Linked DNA regions of Homo sapiens: regions 2 and 3 are each linked to region 1. Evidence: chromatin loops called from intact Hi-C (ENCODE). Cell type or tissue: A673. All regions are shown on one strand.

What was found. Hi-C counts contacts between places; a loop is a spot of excess contacts. Peaks named below come from ENCODE experiments on the same cell type or tissue, not always from the same donor. Only the 100,000 strongest peaks of a DNase experiment are listed, where the experiment ranks them.
Region 2: it touches region 1 in a loop (2.8-fold over the local background); 6 of 110 quality-filtered maps call a loop at or near these places.
Region 3: a loop joins it to region 1, with 4 times the contacts of the local background. A loop is called at or near these places in 3 of 110 quality-filtered maps.

The regions. Positions count from the first base shown.
Region 1 is chr10:109,423,389-109,431,388 of GRCh38, forward strand. No RefSeq gene overlaps it. Among named protein-coding and RNA genes, the nearest start is that of XPNPEP1, 500 kb to the right of the region's middle. In A673, a CTCF peak has its summit at 4,249 (motif pointing left); a DNase peak (open chromatin) is centred at 4,193; H3K27ac peaks cover 6,150 bases.
Region 2 is chr10:109,847,775-109,855,774 of GRCh38, forward strand. No RefSeq gene overlaps it. Among named protein-coding and RNA genes, the nearest start is that of XPNPEP1, 72 kb to the right of the region's middle. In A673, CTCF peaks have their summits at 4,865 (motif pointing left) and 5,069; a DNase peak (open chromatin) is centred at 4,837.
Region 3 is chr10:108,907,878-108,915,877 of GRCh38, forward strand. No RefSeq gene overlaps it. Among named protein-coding and RNA genes, the nearest start is that of LINC02661, 200 kb to the left of the region's middle. In A673, CTCF peaks have their summits at 4,104 and 4,304; a DNase peak (open chromatin) is centred at 4,064; H3K4me3 peaks cover 918 bases; H3K27ac peaks cover 651 bases.

The sequences.
Region 1 (8,000 bases):
GTATCACTTAATAATTCTCAAACATTGAAGATTCCACTAAACGCTTTAAATGCATCTTTTATTTACTACTCACTACATCATTTTTAGATATTATAATTCCCTTTTTTATATAAGGGAAGCTGAGGTAGAGAAACATTAAGCACTTTTCCCTAGATCGCACTGCTGATAAGTGTTCAAGACAATTTAAAAGTGTGTCTAAGTTCAGAGCTTTTAAGGATGAAACCAAACTTCCCACCAATAACCCTAAAATCTTTCACAGCTCCCAGTTTATTCAGTAAGTGTGTGCAGCCTGACCAGTCAAGCACAAGGACTCAGAAGCAGCAGTTATGGTCAGAGCTATACCACCAGAAATGAAGTGCTTCTACTATGAGAATATTTAGCTCAGTCTTTGCAGCTATCTGAGCAGTGGCGATGGAAAGAAACACATATTTTCCTTTCCTGCTTCCCAATTTTTACAGCCTTTCCTATGCTTTTATCTCACCATTCTCTGTAGCAACTAGTGAGGCCAAGAATTAAAACTGAGGTGATGAGTTTCTAAGCCTCTCAGCAGCGAACCCTGGAGTCAAAGTGAAAACAATTACCAAGGGTGAGTCTACTCTATATGCAGTAGAAATGCATATTCATACTTCATTAGCAACTAACTGGGCATTTCATATTCTCCAATTTCCCTGTACTAATTGTCTATCTCAGTAAGGGCAAACTATTAGAAAGAAGCACAAGTACAGTATCTTTTGCATTATAGGGAAATGTAGCTCCATCATTAGGAAGAGATTTCAGAAAATGCCAATAGTAGATGATCTCAAAGCCAAGGTTTTGTTTTGTTCTCACTGCACAGTCTGATAAACACATATGCATTCCTAGGTCCCCAGGCTCAAGAAGTTAAGGTAAGATGGCATTTATGGAGATCAGGTACCATAAATATTTGTGAAAATGATAAATGAAGAAGCTACAGATCTTTTTAATACCATCCTCAATTCACCCCTTGAGTGAATATTTGGCCTAATTAAGTCTGTAATTGTAATAGCATTAGACAAATCTTGTGTAACACAGAAAGGCATGCTGTTTTGTACTGTTAGGAAAGAAAGAAAAAAAAGGGACAGAGATAAGCTGTTGAGAGAGAGGGGAAAGAAAGAAGCAAGGAAGGGAGTGAGGGAGGGAAGAAGAAAGGGAAGGAAGGAATAATAGTAAAACAATGTAGATACGATGAAGAAGACTTGGTACTAAGTACTTAGTACTTGGTACTTAGACTTTGGTACTAAGCAACAGTGGGCAATTTATTCACTAAACATCATTTATTATGTTTTAATATCATTGCCATGAAACTCAGCACAGCTTAAATCCAGAAAAACTAAATAGTAAAGTACATGGATACAGGTATTTGAAATGCATTATTTCCTTAATTCTAAGAAATGGCAACCTATAGTCTTCCATGCTTATGCAAAAAGCCAAAATCAGTTTTTTGTTCTACCAGTAAGTCACGTATCTTACCATGTTTTATTCTTTTCTGTCCCTTCCCACTTGCCCAAACTAATTTTGCCTGTCTATTCCCTTGAATGTTTAGTTACAGAAGAGCTAATTTTGAACTTGTGTTAGATTCTGGTCACTCATGGAGAAATTAAAATCTTTGAGACAGTGTAGACACTGCCTTACAGAAATATTCAACCTGGTCATAGAACTAGACAAGTTACATATTAAACAACTAAAGTACAATGCCAAAGCAATTGTCAATGAGTACAAAATAAGATGTTTCCTAAGATTTAATTACATATTTGTAATAGATATTTATGCTGTTTTTTGTGGCTTTGTTCTGCCATCCTGTTATTCTATTCAGAGTTTACAGAAATCCTTAATGAACATTGCTAAAAATAACTTCCCTCAGAGACTTATGTGGCTTACCTTAATAATGATGGTTTCATCACTTCTCTTATTTTATTTGTGCAGGTGATCATTAAAATTAAGCTCTTGATTAAAATTACTTAGGGTAATTTATCTCAGGCTGCATTCTCACTTAACAAATGAAGAGATCCATAAATACTGATGAGGCTGGTTTTCACCATGCTTCGTAATTCCTTGGAATAGAAGGTGTTATGTTAACAAAAAATCACGATAATTAACTGGAATCCAAGCCTTGGGTATCAATAGACATTCATAGAGTCATCAGCAAATGTAATAAAGAAATGGTCACTATTACGCATATTTCATATAAGATGATATTACAAAAGTATGGGCCATAAAGATTCTTTAAAAGAGGGCTTATATCTTTTTCTTATTTAGCATTATTCATCTAAAATGTTCGTTAGCAGCAATATTGCATAAAGTAACAACATTCTGCCATGTAAGAAAAGTAGTGGAGATAATAAAACTATAGTTCCGCGAGTAAACATAATCAAGATTTGCTCAAAATTCCCTGGGCTCTTCTTTGGCTTTCATCAAATAGATGCAACTCAGTGTTATTTTGCCCTGTCCTCACAGTGCTGTACATATTAACCTTACTGCTTCAAAGAGGGAGGACTCTGAGCTGCTCTGCATGGTACTTAGGCTAGTTTGGATACTGCCAACATGAGCAGATCACGCCCAGCTGAGAAAGAACTAGAGCTGATGCCTAGTCCTATTGCTTCAAGGACCCTGGAGAACTCATTACCTTGCTTAACATATCTCTAGATCATTGAAACTTGACACAGTGACCCATAGGAACAAAGAGAAATGGCTCTATTCCAAATCAAGAGTCCCACAGACTCTTCAACAGCATTTTTAAAGAGATTCATTATTTTACAGAAATATATTCTTTATTAAATCCAAGAGAGGAGAAGAAGGAGCTTGGTTTCCTGCCAGTTCTAAAAGAGGAGGAAAGTATTTCAGATTGTCTAGTCCCTCACGTCTTACTGAGCCCAGGCTCTCTCCTACACAAGAGCTGTCCTGTTCATTTGTTTTATGAAAAGTACAGGCAACACTAAATTTTAGAATTACATTAGTGTGGAATTTTATTCTTTATGGTAAAAGCATTAAGAAAAACTGCTATTCAAGTTTTTCATCATATATAATGAAAAAAATGAATTGCCAACCTATTAGAGCTATTTTAATGTTCTCTAAGCATATTATTTGCACATTTGATTATAAGCCTTCGATAAGTGCTTTCTAGAGATATTTTTTTCTTAGCAGGAAAAAAAGAGACAGGAGGGTATTTATAATTATGGAAACATGCAGAATGTATTTAAAACATCCAAGGTAGGCAAGATTTCATAATGGCATGTATAAGGGATACATTGGACTAATTATTTCTTTCTTATTAATAATTTCTATTTCTATAAGGGAGATAAATGGAGAAATTTATCTGGAGATTACACCTTTAAATACTTTCATAAAAAGCAGTTACAAAAATGGCTTTTGAAGTCTGGCTGCAATTGAAGCAGATTTGGCCAGGCCATTTCCATCACAATAGGATTTTTGAAGAGAGTAGAGTGAAAAAAGGGCCCATTACAGACAGGTCACCTGATCCAGCCCTAGAGATAATGTGAAATTGTTCCCTATAGTAATGTCTGCAAGGCTTTATCCAGACTCGTCTGAAATGGATACCCAGAAAAATGCACTGTTCTAATAGCCCCCTTTATTTTTGGCTTGAAAGCCTATTTCCTAATGGCAGTAATGACTAGTTTGCTTGCCCATCTTTATCTTCCATGAACGATGTAAAAGAAAGCAGTATTTTGGAGCCACCGGCCATAGGGGATTGCTGCTCACAGGTCCTAAGTGATAGTGAGGTGGTAGCTGAGGTTACATCAAGTGCTTTTTAAGCCCCAACTCATCTGGCATCTAGCAGACTAAGATTTGCTCCACAGGAAGCCTGAGACAATGAAGAGGAGCCTGAAAACCATGGAATGAGGTGTATGAGCTGTTTCAAGGGTGATGAAGGTATCTTGGAATTGCAGAGACAGGTTCTTCTCCCAAGTCTCTTCTGTAGCAGAGATAACTACTCCTTAAGCAGGAAAAAGATCTGTGTGTTATGATCTGCACCACAGTTGCCAAATGTCACATTAATCCCTCTGTGATTCCATACACAAATCATATCCTAATTGTTCCACTACTGCATAGATAATTAAGTTATGGGAAAAATGTAAGACTCAAATGGTACCGTGTAAAAATATCACTGCCTGACATAATTCCAACAGGGTGGCATTGTTGCCACCCAGAGTCAAGGGATTTTCCTTGACATTTTACATTATTCAACACGGTGCTGCCATCTCCTGGGAAGGTTTTCTGGATTCCCTCAATTCCATAACCTTCTGTTCATTCCATACTTCTGATTTCTCAAAACTCCAGAAACCACCATCCTCTGTATAAGATAACAGACTCTGCCTTCCTCACCATTTCAGCAGACACACAAGGAAAAGAGGAACAATTTGGGTGGAGAGGGAACAGGGCAGAGAAATGAAGAGTCCTTGTCATAAGCAGGTTAGAGGGTCCCTATCAGGGGCAGGAATCACAACTTACAATCAATGTATCCTGACATTCTGAGTGTAAATTGTTTGGGTAAAACAAAAAGGCATCATTTGAATTAATGCTCTGGTTCATTGGAAAGAGTACTCAGAAATGCAGGAATATGTGGGTGGCAAGTGTGACAGACCCCATTTGGACTTTTAAAATTAAGTGAGGAGATTCTTAAGGCCAGAAAGTGAAGGCTGAGGACTAACAAGCAAGTGGATATCACCTTCATTATGATTTCAACATTAAACATTAATGTGACTTTATTTGTCTCCAAAGTCTCTTATAGATGACAACATACCAATTATGATCTTTCAAACTAGATTATAAACTCTTTGAATTTAATAATGGTCAAATTTAAGTGTTGCATATTTCACTTTTATATTCCCAAACCTACATCAGTATTTAGCCCAAAGAAAAAATCCACTAAATGTTAGTTGAATGACTTAATGAAATCCAGCCACAGGAACCAAATAGGGTGACAATCTCTGCTTGTAACTGTGTCTTTATACCTTTCTGCTAACAATTGTTGGGGTAAAAAAACTATAAGTGCCACTTATAATCACTGAATTCAGACAAGAAAGCAGTAAAGTTAGAAAAGGGGGAAGAAATCATTTAAATCAAGGGGGATACAGTGAAAAGAAGTAAATATTAGGCTGATAGCAATAAAAATATCTAGCCCTAGAAGCAAAAGCCTGACATTTTCCCAAGGAGTTATCCAAGCACTGTTTTAAACATTTTTCATATAATACCTCATTTAATTCTCTGAAATCTCTATGAACAAAACTATTATTTTTCCATATTTTCCAGAAAACAACACAGAACCAGAGTTATCTAGTGTCTTATTCAAGGTTTCACAGCTCCCTGGTGGCAGAGGCAATATTTTAACACAGGCTCCTGCCTGCAAGGTTTATACTTTCAAACTCTGCACTATGCTGCCTTTCAAGAGTGTTAGATCCCCATAGGAGATGCAGCAGATTAAGCATCTTCATTTCATTTACTAAAAAGATTTTCAATTATTTATCAATAGAAATCAGGGAAAAAATAACATGGCTTTAATTTCACTGAAACCTAGAATGCACACATACACATGCACATGTGCACACATACAGATGCACGTGTGCACACACACATCCATGTATCTTGGAGTTTAATGTCCGTTCTTTCTAAGTCTAGTATTTTCTTCTTCAAAATTCAAGGACTTCAAGGCTTAAGTACTATCACAAGATTTCTCTGTTATTATTCAAAGATTAGAAGTTCTTGGGCACCAGGAAGATAACTGGCAAAGTACTATTTCAAGTTCCTCATCACAATATTGAATAAAATCCCACATAATCAGAACCTTAGTCAAGTGGAGCAAATGTTAGCATGGGACGATACAATCAAATTCCACCCTTATCTCCATGCCTGCAAGCCCAAGCCTTTCCACACTAGAAAGGATTTACCAGTCTCCTGAGGGACAGAGAAAAGTAAACCTCAGAAAAAAAGAGTGCTTAAAATGGCAGGAATATCAATGCCCCATGGTGACTGTAGCAATGCACAGAATTTACTGCATCCAAGGCATGTGCTTCAAGACATTAGAAAGTAATATCAAATGAAAGGTGTTTATTGGACTGGCCTCTGAAACAGACAAATGCCCAACTGCATAGCTGATGAAAAAATTAGCCTGCTACTAAACACTAAATGGATCAACAATCTATTAACTCTAACCTTGTTAGCAGTGAGCTTGCAGTAGAATACGTGACCTGCCTTTTTAAACAAACTTTCTTCAATGTCTATCTTGGACTGAAATGATTTTCTTTTTCCAAATTCAGCAATGATATACTTAATATTCCATATTAACTCAAAATGACCTTGTCCCTTTCTTCAAAGGCTATTCACCTTCAAGGCCTTTTGAGATCATTACATATGTACCATTTTATTCAGGTGATAATAATATTCATTTTTATTGTATGGGCAGCAACCACAGCAGAGGCTCAGATGATATTCAGTGAGTCTCTACAGTCAAGATGAAATGTTATGAAGACCTTGATGACAAATCATCATCTCAAAGTCATTGTCTTATCAGCAGAAATATTCTCATCCATACGCACCTATAGGCAAGAGTGAGGGCAGAGTCAGCAAACACCCACACAGAAATAGTTCTGATGGGAAGGCAGGGAGAATGGGAATAGGTTAATGGAGAGGGTAAAGTTGTAGGGTGAAATCTTTATATTCATGCAAGTTTAAAAAAAACAAAAGCTTATCGTGTAAAACAAAGCTATGTTGGGGTGGAAATGAGGGAACTGAAAGTAACCTTGATATAACAGGCCCTATTTGTGAATGAGAAAAAGACTGTAAAAGCAAGTATAATATTCCAACGATCAGGCAGCCACCAGGAACACTGCCCAGAGTGAGTGCATTTCAGCCAGACCTCCAGAAGCAAACATTAGTTTCTCTCCAAAGCAAACCTACATTCCTGCAATGACTCAAACCTACTCACCAGAAAGCTCCGGAAAAGGAGGTTCCAATGACTTCAGTCTTAAGAAGGCAAGAGAGAGAACAAAAGTTCTGAAGTAAGTTCTATTCCCATAAAACGAATGTTAAGTAAAGAAAATCAAGTGCTAGACTAAAAGCCAGGAAAAGTGAGGCACAGCAGTAAGTTTAAGGCCAGAGCTAAGGAAGTACTCCACAGAATTTAGAATGAACAAATACTGAAATGACTGTCTAAGCAGGTTTCATAAGCCCTTGGAGCGAGGTAGCAAATATGGCAGGAAAGAAAGTGCAGGCCATCCTTAACATCAGGCAAGTGTTTCTGGGGGCTTTTTAGAATGTAAGCGAGGAAAGAGGGACAAGCTCATCTTTGGGAATTGAAAGACTACTGAGTCTGCAGAAATCCATGGGCTGAAGCACCCAGTACTTAACAACTATTTTTTCAGGTTTTATGCCAAGTACTAAAGAATCAAAATTGGAAACTCACAATCTCCACTCTCAAGAGTTTCTAAAAGTCAAGAAATGAATGGTCTGACTTCTATATGAATGTGGCCACTTGTGACAAAGTGGTAGAAAAACTGTCCCGGGTGGTTTAAACGGTTGATATCAAGGCAGGATCTTTCTCTATGAATGTCTTAAAAAGGTATGGTGATTAAAAGAGAAATGACTATTAGACCTTTCCCCTGTGAAACCTGCTGGGAAGTTTAGTCATCCTAAAGTTTGCTTTGTATCATGTGGTATTTAGAAACTCCAAATTAAATCTATTCAACTGACACATTCTCACCCTGTTCTTCCTGCTTATTCAAATTTCTACACCACACCTGTTTCTGTTTAGAAAGTAGGCAGAATGTAAGTTATTACAAACGTGATATAAATTTATTTACTTTATGTCAGATACAGTATAACATATAATGGGAAAAAGCAAAAAAAAATAAGTTTTAGAATGAGACAGGCTATGTAATTAATTTCAGTTATTTACTCAGTAAATAATTTTCTTTTTCCAAATTCACAGAAAGACAAATACCATATGATCTCAATTGTGTGTGGAATCT
Region 2 (8,000 bases), 420 kb after region 1:
AAAATTATTCTCAGGCTATGTTTGCATCATTAGTTTGCAAAAGGATGTACCAAGAGTTTCTTTTAATAGATGGTGTCCTGCTCCATTCAACATAGGATTCCTTGTGAATACAACTTTTTAGAAGGCTTATATATTGCATAAAGCAAGATACATACCAGCATCTCTCCATAGTTGGTTGTTTTGCCATTGTTTCCATAGGGGGCAGTTCTGGGTTTTGTTTTGCTGTTGTTTTGGGGTTTTTTTGTTTTTTGTGTTTTTTGGCTGTTCAGCATTCAACAACACCCCCCACACCCACCCCACCGCCCATTTCTGCTAGCACCTCCATCTCCTGTTGGGGAAAATTCCCCAGTTTTAAGATCTCGGCAGAAGGTAAGTCCCAGCCCCTGCCACCTTGCACCACCTGCTCTACTAGCGGAAGTCAAGGAGGCCACACTGTTTCTCCACCACACTATGCCAGGCTTGACCAGTCAGATGTTCATTCCTGGGACTTTGAGATTTGGCCAAGTGATGTCAAGTCAGAGGGAATATTTGAAGGGACACATTCACCACGGTGACTGAAGCCTTTTGACACCAACTGTTCCTGATATCCCAACACCAATCCCACCAATAACTTTTCCTAAATCCCTCCCCCTTCCACCTTTTCTCCCTAAATATGGACAGAGTTGGTTTCTGATTCTTGCAAATGAGAATACATCTGGGAAACTGAAAAACACTGTTTCTAGCCCACATATAAAAGGGCCACAGGCCTTCCCAACAGACTCTACACCTAATACATTGCAGGTCCTTCAATAGTAGAGACCACATTTTCTGTTATCTCTTCCCATTCCACCGATGAAACAGACCAACAAAAGAGCTGGGGGACACTAACCAATATGGACTCCAAAGTCCATATTGAAACTTAGCATGAAGTTAACCGAGAAGAGGCCAAATAGAAGCATCTTAAAGTCTTCTAGAGTAGATTGGGTTGTAAATAATACAACAAGTTCATATACTAAAGTACAAGAATATAAATAACTACACTTCATGTCTGCCTCATGAGCAGACATTATGTCTTAGGTATTTAATTTTAAAGTCACGCTGAACATTATGTTTTAATTAACGAACCTTGCTTCACAAGGCAATGAGGAGCATTTCTGCCAATTAGCGTCAGATCTATCTTTCATACATATGTCCTCTAATTCCTCACTTGCACTCCGGAATGGCCCAGGGGAAATTAATGACCTCTCTTTCACTTTATGTATATGGGTTTTTCCACCCACTAGTGGCTCACTTTTTGTCACCTCCCTGCCAAAGGACATCTGGAATATCTACAGCTGCATCTGTGGATGCCATTCCTTGATGTATAATCATGGCAAATCCAATTTCCCTCATAACAAAACCATCAAGAGTGCCCCCGCAACCCCAGGTCCCCAAGCCTTTCCCCTACAACCAGGTTATGCAAGGATGTGTCCAAGTCTGCAAATGGTAGCTGCCTCCATGAGATCAGAACAGGGCGGGGGGCAACACTGCCTCTTAGATGCCAGCGCAGGCTCCAGCATCAGCCTGCCAGGTGAAATTCCTGGTTTTACTAGCTGTAAATTCCAGCATTTACTAGCTGTGCAACCTTAACAAGTCCTTTCACTCCTCTTAGGTTTAGCTTCTTTACATGGAAAATTGGACTATTAATAGTAGCCACCTTACAGGGGTGTTGGGAGGACTAAATGAAACAGCATGTGTTGCACTTAGAAAATAACCCAGCACTTAGGAAATGCTTAATAAGCGTTTGCTATTGCTCTGCCTTCAACTTTGTGAAGTTCAACTTTGTGCCTTCAACTTTGTACACTTTGTGGAGACCTTTCTATCCATCTTTACAACAATCCCATAGACCCAAAGGTTCCTAATGTTTGGGGGACTTTTTGGCTTTGCTTTGTTTGGTTTTGTTTTTTTTGCAGGCCACCCACTTGCCTTGCCAAATGCTCCATGAACCAGGTGCCCAGGATGGTAATGGGCTGCTCTAATTCATTCACATTCTCCCTCACCTGGCTGCCACCTAATCCGGTGCTACAGAGATGTAAGCAACATGTCCTATGACTCCCCTAGGAAAAGAAGGGTAGGGAATAGACAGGCAAGATCAGGGATCTGATCCCTGGGGCAGGCAGCAACACAACACACAGTGACAGGGAAGTGGTGTTAGAGAGGGGGTGAGAGGCAGTGGGTGGTCTAGGCTAGTGGCACCTCCTCTGAGGAGTCCAGCAAAAAGGGGCATGTTCCACCAGATATAAAGGAACATGCGACTCTGTAGTCGGGGGATGAGTAGAGCATAGACTTTCAAGAAATATTTGGCATCAATCAAGCTTAAGCTTCCAGGTCCTAGGAATGTAAAGATGGGGGAAGTGGGAGAGTTGGAATTAGCATTAACTGATGTCCATTTTGCTCGGATTCGAAGAAGGCCACAGTATGAGCCACTCCCATCCCTTTTTTGTTGTTGTTGTTTGCTTGTTTTTGAAATGGAGTTTCGCTCTTGTTGCCCAGGCTGAAGTGCAATGGCGCGATGTCGGCTCACTGCAACCTCCGCCTCCTGGATTCAAGCGATTCTCCTGCCTCAGCCTCCCGAGTGGCTGGGATTACAGGCATGCGCCACCACACCTGGCTAATTTTTTGTATTTTTAAGAAAGGAAGAAAGTGTGTTTCGGAGAAGCCAGGAAACAAAGTCAAGGCACATGGTGGGAAACTGGTAGGTAAGCTCCACCCCACCAAGCTAGTACCTCTGCCCTCTCAGAGTCCAGAAGCTACCAGAGGGCTGAGCAAGAAACCAAAGCTGAATTTCAGGCAAGGAAGGTAATTCAGAAGCCCAGGCCCTTTCTTAGAAGCGGGCACAAGGGGGCTGGGTGCGGTGGCTCAAGCTTGTAATCCCAGCGCTTTGGGAGGCCGAAGCAGACGGATCACTTGAGATTGGGCATTTGAGACCAGCCAGGCCAATATGGTGAAACCCCGTTTGACTCTTCTAAAAAACAAAAATTAGTTAGGTATAATGGCACACATCTGTAATCCCAGCTACTCAGGAGGGTGAGACAGGGGAATCACTTGAACCCGGGAGGCGGAGGTTGCGGAGGTTGCGGTGAGCCAAGATCACACCACTGCACTCCAGCATGGGCAACAGAGCAATACTCTATCTCAAAAAAAAAAAAAAAAAAAAAAAAAAATGGGCACAAGGGGGAAACAGGCCTGCAAAAAGAAGACTCCGAATCTGCTCAGCATTCAGCTTCACAGAGACGGCCCTGGTCCTAGAGTCTGGGCAGGGTTGGTTCTGAAGATGGGGATGAAAGGAGATCATTTTGGGGCTGGAGAGATGGGGATGCAGGAAGTAAAGCCAGGACATCATGTCAACAGGGCCAAGGTGAAAGGTATTGGCTGTGATCATGGAACAAATGAAATCTACTAGATCACCTGAGGTCTTGACAAAGATTCTTTGCTTGGCCAAACTTTAGTCCACTTTTGGAAACTTCTCCTAGGCCCAGCTATGTACTCTCTTGTAAAGTCCACTTTTAGCAAAGAATCCTAAGTCAGTTTAGCAAGAACTCCCACTCCCACCCTTGATATCAGACCATCCTCAAAATCTGATCAGGTTTCTCATCCTCCACCATCCCCCAAATGATAACTGATCCCCCTGGCCTTTCTTCAGAAAGATTCCTTTTAGGTCAGTTTAGCCAGAACCTCCTAGCCCCTGATGTTTCTTCTAAGTAATTTTCCATCCACTGACCCCACCCTGCTCCTTGGCTATAAATTGCTGCTCGCCCATGCTATGATGTATTCAAAGTTGAGCCAAATCTCTCTCCCCAGCTGCAAGACACCATTGCAGGGGTCCCTCTAGCTATCACAATGGTCCTGAATAAACTCTGCCTTACAGTGCTTTGACAAGTATCATTGAAAAAATGTTTCTTTAACAGTTTCAGCAAAGGATTTTGATCTTATCGGTGCTGAGCTCCAAACCACTGAACTAACCAGACTACCTGAGGCTACAGACTACAAAGCACAACACATGAAGAGAGAAGAAAGGATTCTGGGGTCAGAGTGAACATAAACGCCTAGTGGTATCACAGCACAAAGCCTTTGTTTAAATAGGAAATGGCACGATAGAAGGCAGCCCTTAGCCCTCCTCTTGCTATTGCAGAGAATAGAATCCTCATTAGGTTTCCTGTTTAGGACAAAGTCAGAGGAAAGTCACAGAGGGATCCATCGGAAGAGTCCCAGAGGGAAAGGGAAAGGGAAAGGAGGTGAGATCGTTGACACTGAAGACAAAAAGGCTGGGGCGACTTGCTGGCATGGTGAGCCGCCTTACACAGAGGCCAGAGGTAGGCTGTTCTGATGAAATGGATTCGCACATAACTGGGGAAGTCTGAGCCAGATACAGGCTGTGCCAATGGGACAGAGTACTGGGACCCAGCCAGGGGACACCCTAGAGAGGTTCTGTAGATGCCTTACACCTGTTCCATTGCATCATAACCATAACCTCCTCTGTACTGTAGTCACATTTGGGCATGTCAAGTCTCCGTCAAAGCACAGGCTCTGTGAGGGGCACCGTAGGATGTATCTTTCTGTTCCCATCACACCCAGCTGAGGGTCCCATCAGAGCTGGCACTCAGCCCATCTTTATTAAATGAACTCTCCCTACATTCCTGCCTACAGTCATGAGCTGGGTACAATGGCCTCTGAGAGGACACTGAGTGGCAGCCACATGAGCGCCTCCAGGTCAGTAGGAAACCTCGAGAGGGTCCTCCCCGTGTCATCCTTCTCTATAATAATCCATCCGCTTCCTCAGCTGGCTGGCCGTCTCCACTCTCTCCACAGATCCACACTGCCATCTGCTGGCAGAAGGCACAGGAGCATCTCAACGCCGCTGTGCCCGCCTTGCAGGGCGTGCAGCAATTCCCAATGCCTGATGCCCAGAGTAATGCCCTCCTAACCCTTGGCATGTGACAGTGTCAGCCGTAGAAACTTCAGGCTCTGTTCCTTGTGACTTCCCAAGCATCTCCCTGTACTCATCCTCCCTTTCTTCACAAATTGTTCTCTAGTTCAGAAACGTGTCTTCCTCCACCATCCCACCTGGGCATACTGCAGACTCCTTTGACCCTGGGTTAGAGAAAAGAGAGCACAGAAGAGAGCCAGACACCTTCCACTTCGCAGCTCAGCCCTTCTCTAAGGCACTTCACTACAGATCATGATGCCCGAGCAGGCTTGGTTAGATTTTCTATAGTGAGATCTGTGATTTGTTTGTTTCACATTTCAACAACTCAGAAATGAGGATGCATCTTAGAGTCATGAGGTCTCGTGTGAAAACTTTGACACCTTCTGGAGAGATCAAGAAGCACGAGCATTAACGTGTCTCACTTTAAATAGGTGAAGTGCATGATGTGTGAATTATATCTCAATAAGGCTACACTTAGTTTTGTTTAAAGCTGTCTCAGGTTGGGTTGGGGAACATGGATGTATACACAAAGCTAACATTCAAGGATACACTCTACAGGAGCTTTCTCTTTCCATCCTCATAGCCTAATGAGGAGACATCGCCGCTAACCTCACATTACAGAGCAGGAAATGGGGGCTCAGAGAGGCTGTGCTCTTGCCCAGGGACTCACAGCTGGTACACAGTGCCATCTGCTTTAGAACCCATGTTCTAAACCACTATATACTCTTCTTTCACATGTTACTTCTATAAAGGAAAAATAAAAGAAAAATTTCTGTTGTAAGACAACAAACTTTCTTTTTTGATTTAAAAAAAAAAAAGTTATGGTAGGAAGTATCCAAGATGTCCTCCAATAGGTGAATGTATAAACAAACCTTGTGTATCTGTAACAAGAACATTATTCCATGATAAAAAGAAATAAGCTAACAAGCCATGAAAGGACATGGATGAACCTGAAATACATATTGCTAAGTGACAGAAGCCAGCATGAAAAATTCTACATGCTGTTTGATTCCTATTATATGGTATCTGGAAAAAGCAAAACTATAGAGACAGTAAAAAAAAAAAAAAAAAAAAAAAATCACTGGTTGCCAGGACCTTACGGGGAAATAGGAGGTTGAAATCAGGGAAGCCCAGGGGATATTTTTTTCAGGTGGTGAAACTATTCTGTATGATTGTGTAATTGTGGATACATGACACTATGCATTTATCAAAACATACTGAACCTTACAGCACACAGAGTGAACCATAATGTATGCAAATTGAAAAAAAAAAACCATTTAGGAGGTCAAAGGAATCCCAGGATGGAATGCAGTATGTGATAAAATGATCTAACTATATTAAAATGTATGAAACTGTAATACCTTACTGAAAGAAGGGGAGGGGGTGAGAAGGAAGGTGCTGACCTAAGCAACTTTGGAAATAAATGAGTGGAGTCTGTAAAACCGAAGCAAAAATAATTGCATATAAACACTATACTCGGCCGGGTGTGGTGGCTCATGCCTGTAATCCCAGCATTTTGGGAGGCCGAGGCAGGCGGATCACGAGGTCAGCAGAACGAGACCATCCTGGCTAACAGGGTGAAACCCCATCTCTACTAAAAAATACAAAAAATTAGCCAGGCGTGGTGGCTGGCACCTGTAGTACCAGCTACTCGGGAGGCTGAGGCAGGAGAACGGCGTGAACCCGGGAGGCGGAGCTTGCAGTGAGCGGAGATGGCGCCACTGCACTCCAGCCTGGGCGACAGAGCAAGATTCCGTCTAAAAAAAAAAAAAAACCACCGTACTCAAGTTGATAAAGCTGTTCCCCACAGTATACAGGTTAGCAATCTTAACACTGCTACACATGTACACTAGAATTAAGCAATTAAGTGAAATATAAGTGAAATGGATGGCGGATGGTGGGAGCCAAGTTCTCACTGATGAAGTAGGAAGTCACAGAGAAGCAAGGGGAGATGATCATGAATTAGAGTTGGAGACATCAGTGTGAACTCATGTTTAGTTTAATATAGAAACAGATGGTTACATATAGAAACACTGAAAGATAGTTGTGTGTGTATATATATATATACATATACATATGCATACCTCTTTGTCCTTGCTCTCAGCTGAGACGGCCTAGCAGCAAGGACAAGCCAGTAAGAGAACCTATCTAGTGCTCAGATCTTGGTTTTATTTATTTATTTATTTATTTATGAGATGGAGTTTCACTCTTGTCATCCAGGCTGAAGTGCAGTGGCATGATCTTGGTTCACTGCAACCTCCACTTCCTGGGTTCAAGTGATTCTCCAGCCTCAGCCTCCCGAGTAGCTGGGATTACAGGTGCCCACCACCAGGCCCAGCTAATTTTTGTATTTTTAGTAGAGACAAGGTGTAATTTTTGTATTTTTAGTACAGACAGGGTTTTGCCATGTTGGCCAGGCTGGTCTCGAACTCCTGACCCCAGGTGATCTGCCCGCCTCGGCCTCCTAAACTGCTGGGATTACAGTTGTGAGCCACCATGCCCAGCCTGGATCTTGGTTTTAAATACCTTTCTCCGGTAAAAGGCACTAGAGCTTCTTAAAGAAATGATTGATTCTAGAATTGGAGCAGGAAATACACAAGATGAGCCTGGAGCAATTTGTAGTGCCAGAAAGTAAAGAAGTGCTTACAACACACACACACACACACACACACACACACACACACACGATGGGATATATCAAAGGAACACAGGAGACAGCTGAAAGAGCCCTCAGTGGCCAAAGCTGGAACAATTTAAAGAAAGCAGTATTGATTATAATCCAAAGTATAAAATAAATATCTGCAAGCCTATACAAATATGAAAAAATAAAAGAATGTGGAAAAAGAGACAAATCTGTGCAGAAGCATTCTAAATAATTTACATATATTCTGTGCCCTCAAGAAAGTTGAACATAACTTCCACTCCTTAAGTATGGGCTACACGTAGTGACTTTCCAAGAATACAGGATAAGCAGGGGGTTGAAAGAGTCACTTTCCTATGGAGAAATATGACAAACACTGCCTCAGCCAGATGATCAAGGTTAACCTCATCAGTC
Region 3 (8,000 bases), 520 kb before region 1:
GTTACACTGTGTGTTGTGTTCCTACCACACTTGTGTCTCCTCACCTATGTCACCATACAAGTGTCTCCTCTTTCAGACACTGTTCCCATAAAATATTTGTATCAGACCAGGAATCTTATTTGTTTCCGCTACCACTACCAACACAGTGCTTGGCATGCTGGCTGTGCTCAAAACGTGATGAATGAACTCAGTTGCAGTTATGGTCATGGTCAACATGGCATAGACTTTACCACATGTGGGATGTTTTATGCACAGCATCTTCCTAGATTCCTGCAATATCCTTGGACCGATAAAGAAACAGAGACTCAGAAAGCCCTTCTGGGTGGTAGATTGTAAGCTGGAACTCATGTTGTTCTTTGTCTTTAATAAATCAATTTAATTATATTACAAATGTATGTTATAATCTCACTGCAGAGAGTTGAGGAGAAACAGCTGATCTAAGTAACTCTGGGAAACACTGTTTTGGATTGGATACTCTAAGTCTAAATACAAAACTATCTGTATGAAAACACTACACCCTAGTTGGCAATTTTGTTTATCCTAGGGGTATGGGTTAGCAGTGCTAAAACTAATTCATGTATATTTTAGGAAACAATAAGTAAATACATAGTATATAACAGGAGCCAGTTTTTCACTGTTGGAAGAAAGAAGTTACAAATAAGCAAGAATGAAAGGTTAGAATACACGCTGTGTGCAAAAGTAGATTCAGTGACATCTCTCAAAAAAGGAAAGCACCACTCCCTGGTACTTTGGTGTGGGTTGTGCACAGTGATTTCTTTACAAACAATACAATTTGGAAAGGGGGAAAGAGTAAATTTCCAGTAGAGAAACCTAACACACTACCTTAGCTAGGTGCTCAAGATTAATATTGACAGCAATGATTCATGTAAATAGTACATACCCATATCAGGTGATGAAAATAACGCTTTGTGGCCTTCTCCTCAACACACCTAAATAATCATGGGAAAAAAATCAGATAAATCCTAATTCAGGGACATTTTATAAAATACCTAATCAGTACTCCAAAATTCCAAAGACCTCAAAAGTAATGAAAACCAGAGAAAACTGTCACAGTCAAAAGGAATGTAAAAGAAGACACACCAACTAAATGCAGCAACGTATCCTGGATGGAATCCCGGAACAGAAGATGCATTGGGTAAATACTGAGGAAATCCGAATAAAGTACAAACTTTAGTTAATAGTAACTTAACATCATTTCATTAATTGTGACAAGTACAACATCCTAATGTAAAATGTTAGTAATAGGAGCAGCTGGGTGTAGGATATATAGGAACCCCAGCTCTAAATCTTCCCAATTTTTCTATAAATCTAAAATTACTCTAAAATAAACATTATTTTTAAAATATCATAACCCCACTCTACTCCTGGGAAAACATCAAATGCCAGTTGAGGGACATTCTACAAAAGAGTGGACCAATATTCTTCAAAAATTGTCAATATCACGAAAAACAAGAAAAGATTAAAAAACTGTTTCAGATTGAAGGAGATTGGGGAGTCATAACATCTAAATGCAGCATGAGATCTTGGATCGAATCCTAGAATAGAAAGAAGACATTAATGAAAAAAGCTATAAAAAATAAGATTTGTAGCCTAGTTACTACTATTTCATGATGAAAGTTGCCAGGACCAACAAGAAGTCACGTGTGTGAAAACCTTGACAAATGGAGCTGAGGAAGGGCATAAATGGAGAGTTCTCATGCATGTATGCCTGAAAACAGGAGCTATCACTAAAGGCTGCAAAAACCACAACTTTGCACAAAGCCAACCTAACACAGAAAATAATTCTGCAAGGATATCTGCCCAACAACTGCCGAGCTAATCTCGGACTGGTGCCACCCTTGTTATTGATTTTTGTACCTCAGAATAATTCTCTCAAAATAACTTATGTAATCCTCCTCATTTTACCGGAAATATTCCTCCTTGCCTCAACCTCCTTGAATATACACATTGTCTACTATGGTAACATTGCATATTCCAACTGCCATGTTACCCCCAAGCAAATATCACTTTGTTTTAGAGTCTGTCTGTTATTTAGTTTGACAGTATCAATGTTACCCTCTTCTTTTTGATAAATGTACTATGGTTTTATAAGTTATTAACATTTGGGAAATCTGGGTCATTGGATATAGAAACTCTCCTCACCATCTTTGCAACTCTTCTGTAAAACTAAAATTATTTCAAAATCAAAAATTAATAACACATAAAAATGTTGGCCTACAGAACATTCCCATATTATTTTTTTTTAACCTAGACCTTGGAATAAATTCTATTCTTTCATATTAAACATCACATAGTAGGTTCCAGTTTTGCTTCATGTAAATATTTTGAATACATTTTCCACCCAAAGTAAAGAGAGGCACATGCTTCTCCAAGAAAACCATTAATCTTGTATTTGTGTGGCTTATGTTCACGTGAACCACATCCCTGGTTTTCTATTACTTTTGGTTGTTGCTGGAGATATTTGGCCAGTATCTCCTTTTCAGGAAAGACAGAATCATTGTCTTCATTTTTCAGCTAGAGAAATAATATAGTAATTAAGCTAACACAAAAAGGAAAAACAGTATTTTGCATATTAATTTAGAGGAAGAAAATAAATTCTTACTTCTCAACAACTATGTACACCCTGAAAAAGCCACCTCTTCGTATGTTTGGAGTGGTTTCAGAGAAAAGAGATTTCACTATTAAACATGCCTTGGTTCCTCAAATGTTTAACAAATACTGTCCCCTACCATTTGTTCTTTGTCTCAGAAATCTCATCCTATCATTCTCTTCAGATGTTCTAACCCCGCTCCCTCGCCCCCACTCCCGCCAAGAAAACAAACGAACAAACAAACAAAAACCACTGTGATTTAGAGGATTTAGAGCACTTTAGGTAAAAGCCTGGCAGTCTTTCCTGCCATTTCTTAACTGGAGCTATGGATTTGCCAAAGATGTGCTCTCTTCTCCTCAGTCTTTCCAAGATCTTTCTTTCAAGATATGAACAAACACAGAAGCCAAAGGAGCAAGGGTATTTCCCAACTTAGATAGCATTAAAAAGAAAAATTAATTCAAGTCCAAAGTTCTTTCATTCCTGGCTCTGAAGTATTACCTGTTCCACAAATATAAATTTTCTGCTTAAATGCAGAACTTCAATTAATTACCTAAAGCTGTAGGAAAGTTATTAAATTAATATAAGAAGATTCAAGTTCAAATTGGAGGATTAATTTTCAGGGTTATGATAGGAAAGATATGGTGATTGAGTTAAGAAGTGAAGACAAAAGTCTCTCAAACCTGAATGGGAAGAATTTCTGATTCAATTATTTGATTAAACTACTGCTGGGAAGGATATAAAATCAAAACCTCTGACATGAAGGCTGAATTGCAGGGCAACTCCTGCAAATCATCTCATTCTAAATGCTATTATCAAGGTTTTCCTTAATACAATATACATCTATGTATCAAGGAAATAAATGAGCTGTTATTTTGAAACGTATTCAACTCTTAATAAAAAGCTAAAGATGAGTCCAACTAACTCAAGTAGCACTTTTTCTGTAAAGGTGTCTGGCAATTGCATTACAACTAAAATCACAGGGGAAGATATCAGACTGGATGATCTGGGCAGTTTTGAGCGGGTAGACTGAGATTAAATTTGTCTGTGCCTTCGAAGTTTCCTGAACACGGCTTTTGAATGAAATGGAAATAGTTTCATCCTCAGCTAATATTAAGTCCAAGGAATAGGTGAAGGATTTCCTTCACAGCTGCTCTTAAATCCAGAAGCTCCCATCCAGCCCCATCTTCCCTCTAATTCTCCGCGGGCTTGAACCCTTTCCATCTTTCATCTGTTTACACACAGCCCCAATACCTTTTCTCTAATTGCTCTCCCTTTTTAATTTAGTTTTATTTTTAAACAGACCATTAGACCATGGCTTGTTTCTGGGCTGAGCCTCCCGCTGGTGCAGCCCTGCAGATGGTCCGCTTCAGCTACTCCGTTAGGAGGCGGGCAGTTTTGTCTGTGTCTTACTCCTTCCGTCCAGGGCATTCCGCAGACTCCTGCTCCCTTCTTCCTCTCCACTTGCTCTCAATAGAGGGCGCGCTGGGCGAAGTAGGGGCGTGGCAGGAGCCCCGCTCCGCGGATCCAGGTTGAAATTCCTCCCTCCTGGAATCCGACCGTGAGCATTTCTGAGCGGTGGTGAGGAGGAGGCCACCAAGACACCTCCCTCCCGCTGTGCAAAGGAACGCAGGAGCCCGGCGCAGGTGGTGGGCTTACCGCGCGCACGCCTGGCTGGAGAGGTGACGCCGCTGTCTGCCAACCTTTCCCAGCTTTTCCCACGATTGGAGCCAAGAGAGGTCCCCGGGGATCTCAGTTGGGCAATTGTAAGGGAAGGAGCTCAGGACACTGACTTCAAGATGAAGGGGGAGGTCAGCGAAGACAGTTCTAGGGTGGGCGGCGGCCGCTGACAGAGCAGGAGCCACAGCCACCGGGGCTTGGAGATAGGAGCAAGTCGCAGGCGGAGGGGGCTGCGGGCTGGCTGCCTGGGCAGCACAGGACTTGAGGGAGCTGCGGGGACTCCTGGAGTCTCATCAGGCCTTCCAGTCGCTGTGGGGACCCCGGCTGCGCGCGGATCGCCTGCGCCACTGTCCCCACTGACCCGCCCGCCGGGTTTGCCAATTACCAGCGCCACCTGGTCCCGCACCCAACCCCACATTTTCTCTGTCAAGGGCTTGTTTCCAGGGCTCCAGGAACTTTCAAAATGTTATTGGTGTGTGTCGGGGGGGTGGGGGGCGGGGGGGTTGTGTGGGGGCGGGAGTGTAAAGGAGGAGGGAACTCTTCTTTTCTCTTTGTCTTTGTAAATGGACACCTCGATCTGATCTAGGGCATGGTCTGAGTGTCCTATCTGGAGCATCCTAACCGAAGAACACTCCAGAGATGCAAGCCAGGTTTTCTACCTATGTGGGGGGTGGGGGTGCCTCTATGTGTCGGGGGCGGGTTGGGGGGCAGGGTGTGGGGGGAGTGCTGGGCGCGCGCTTCTGTGGCAAACTTCTAATTCCTTTTCAGTTCTCAGAATCATAATATATCTCCATTTAATCAATGAAAGAATCATGCCAAAAATACAAATAACAATTACAATAAAATAACACTTCCAATTTCTAATATTCCGTAACTTTGTCTTTTCTTAGTACTTACACGGTAACCTCACTGAAAATTTAATCCCTGTTTCTTTAACGGTGACACCGTGAAGATCAAGTAATTGCTTCTTATTGAAAATGACAAATTTCAGGTGGTATCTAAAAAAATTAGTTATGACAGATTGTATTTTTTGAAAATGGCTGCAACAATTTTATTCATTCTAAGTGCTGTACCTATCGCATGACTTTGATACTTTCCATAGACAGGCTGGGTCTATGTTCCTTTTTGTTGTTGTTGTTCTGGGAAGGCTGAGGCTATGATAGAAGTGACATTATGCAACTCCCGAGGTTAGCTGACCTAAGACAATACAAGTTCTGCCTGATTTTCTTTGAACACTTACTTTGGAATTCAGCCACCTTGTCACAAGGAAGAGGAACTGAAGCCCACACAACCTAGGCCCTGGCTGAGCTCCCAGCTGACAGCCAGTGTCAACTAGCCAGTCATGTGACTCAGCCATCCCAAATGCGTATTCTCAGTCCCCAGAAAAGCTGCCCCAATTGTTGCCATGTGAAACAGAGCAGAGCTGTTGCTGTCAGGTTCCGCCAAAATTGCAAATTCCTGAGCAAAATTAATTATTGTTCTAAATCATTAAATTTGGAGCTGAAGTGTAACACTAATAAAAAACTGATATGCTTTATGTTACGCCCAGCTTCACAAAGTAGTGTTTTTCAACAATTCTCTTACCCAAAACTAATGTGAATGGAAGAAGAGGAGGCTTCTCAGCTTTTGATATTGGGTGAAAGGAAGGATGAGAAAGTGTTACGTCTGTCATCAGAGGAGCCTGGGATGCGTGTGAGCTTCTTTGTTACCCTTGTCTAATGGCTTATTCTTGGAACCCAGGCCTGTACACTAGTATAAAACTGTTACCACCTGACTAGCTGTGGTCTCTAAATAAGAAAGTGGAACCAGAAAATCTTTCCCCATCCCTCTATCACAATTAATGACAGTTCTTTGTGGAAGCCCAGGACTGCCATTCCCCTTTCCTCTTTGAATGGGTATCAGAGATTTGCAGCACTATTTGCTTAAGGTTTTTTCTTCATGTTCTGCTAACCTCCTTTCACGGTCTGAATAAGTGAGTGGGAATTCCTCTAGGATAGGAAAATATATTAAAAAGTCAAAATTTAAAGAGATACCTGTCAAAATATATGGCTGAAAATGACACGATGAAAAACAAAAAAAAAAAAAACAGTGAATTTGAAAGCAGAGAAACAAAGCTGATTTTGAATGAACACTTAATTATCTAATCCTAAGCTATTATTGACCTTGCATAAGCTAGAAATGTTTTTCCAAAATAAAACATTTCCTGCACAACTTGGTGAAAACGTAGATGAATTTTTGTCTCTCCATAAAGATGAGACCTAATTTCCCAAACACACTTTCCCCAATTATTTCTTAAATGGGGTTTTTAAGATCAATTAAATGTCAATTTACTGACACCTAAAGATTTTTGATGCCTTATGCTAGTTATACATGTGAGGGAAATGTTCACGGATGTCTATTAAATTGGCTTCATTTTTTTTACATCATTACATTTAATTTTATGCATTTCTGCCACCCAATGACTTCTGTCAATGAGCAGAAGTGAAAATATCACAAAATCTCCAAACCAATCCCATTGCCAAACATGAAGAAAGTGAGCTAGTCTAATTAAATGTGTTTTTGATCCATTGGCTTACTAAGTGCCCTCAACAAACTTCAATGAACAGGCATTCAGTGGAAAAACCATTGATGTTATAAGTCCAGAAGTGAGCATAGTCATGTAATTTCTGTAATAAATCTGTCAATTATAAATGAGATTATATATTATATATATTATTTTTATTTCTATAAGGAAAATACATAAATTTATATATACATAAATTTGTTTATATATTTTATATATAAACATTTATATATAAATTAATAAAGTTTATATATAAACTAAAAATATATATTATATATAAATATTTGAATATAAATGTTTATATAAACATATTTTATATATAAAGATTTTATATATATTATATAAACATTTATATACATATCTCTCTCTGTCTCTCTCTCTCTCTCTCTCTCTTAAAATCATTCCCTTTTTACCACCAGAATTGCCAGCACTCTAGTTGACGTTGTCATTTATTTCTATCTGGACAACCACAGGGCTGCCTATCACTGCACCCCCTGCCTCCACCATTACTCCTCTCCAATTCCTTTTCTACCACACCATCTCCAGCATGGGTTTCATTAACTCAGCAGCACCACAGGACAATGGACACAGCATTAAAATAACAGAAATGTTATGTATACGTACTTTTCCCTAAAAAAAATAGAAATTTACTCTTATTATTGTTCTGTTACCTAATGATTTCATTTAATGACTTCAATCTTTCTTGAGTAAAATTTGTTGGAAGCCATTGTTTTGGACCAAGCTTCCATACTAGGCCCAACAGACCAAACAAAAATGGGCCCAATCAAGCTGAGCAGGCATGATAAGGATGTCCCCTCTGCTTTAACCCTTCTAAGGAAGGTAACCTGAAATAACCTGATGTTAACCAATCTACTTCTTTGTATTAAGCTGTTTCCTTGTTGCTGCTCAAGCTACCTTACAAAAACCAAATGTTCTGCGATGTCCAGTACAATGCCTTTCTAATTTATAGATGAGATACTGCCCAATTCACACATCACAAATAAAGCCAATTAGATATTTAAACTCAATTTGTTGTAATTTGGTTCTTTAACAGTTCATATATAATTTAAAGCAAAAATGGAAGATCTACTATTTCAGTGAAGCATTTTAATTGGAGATAATCTGGGGAGAAAACATGTCTCCCAAATT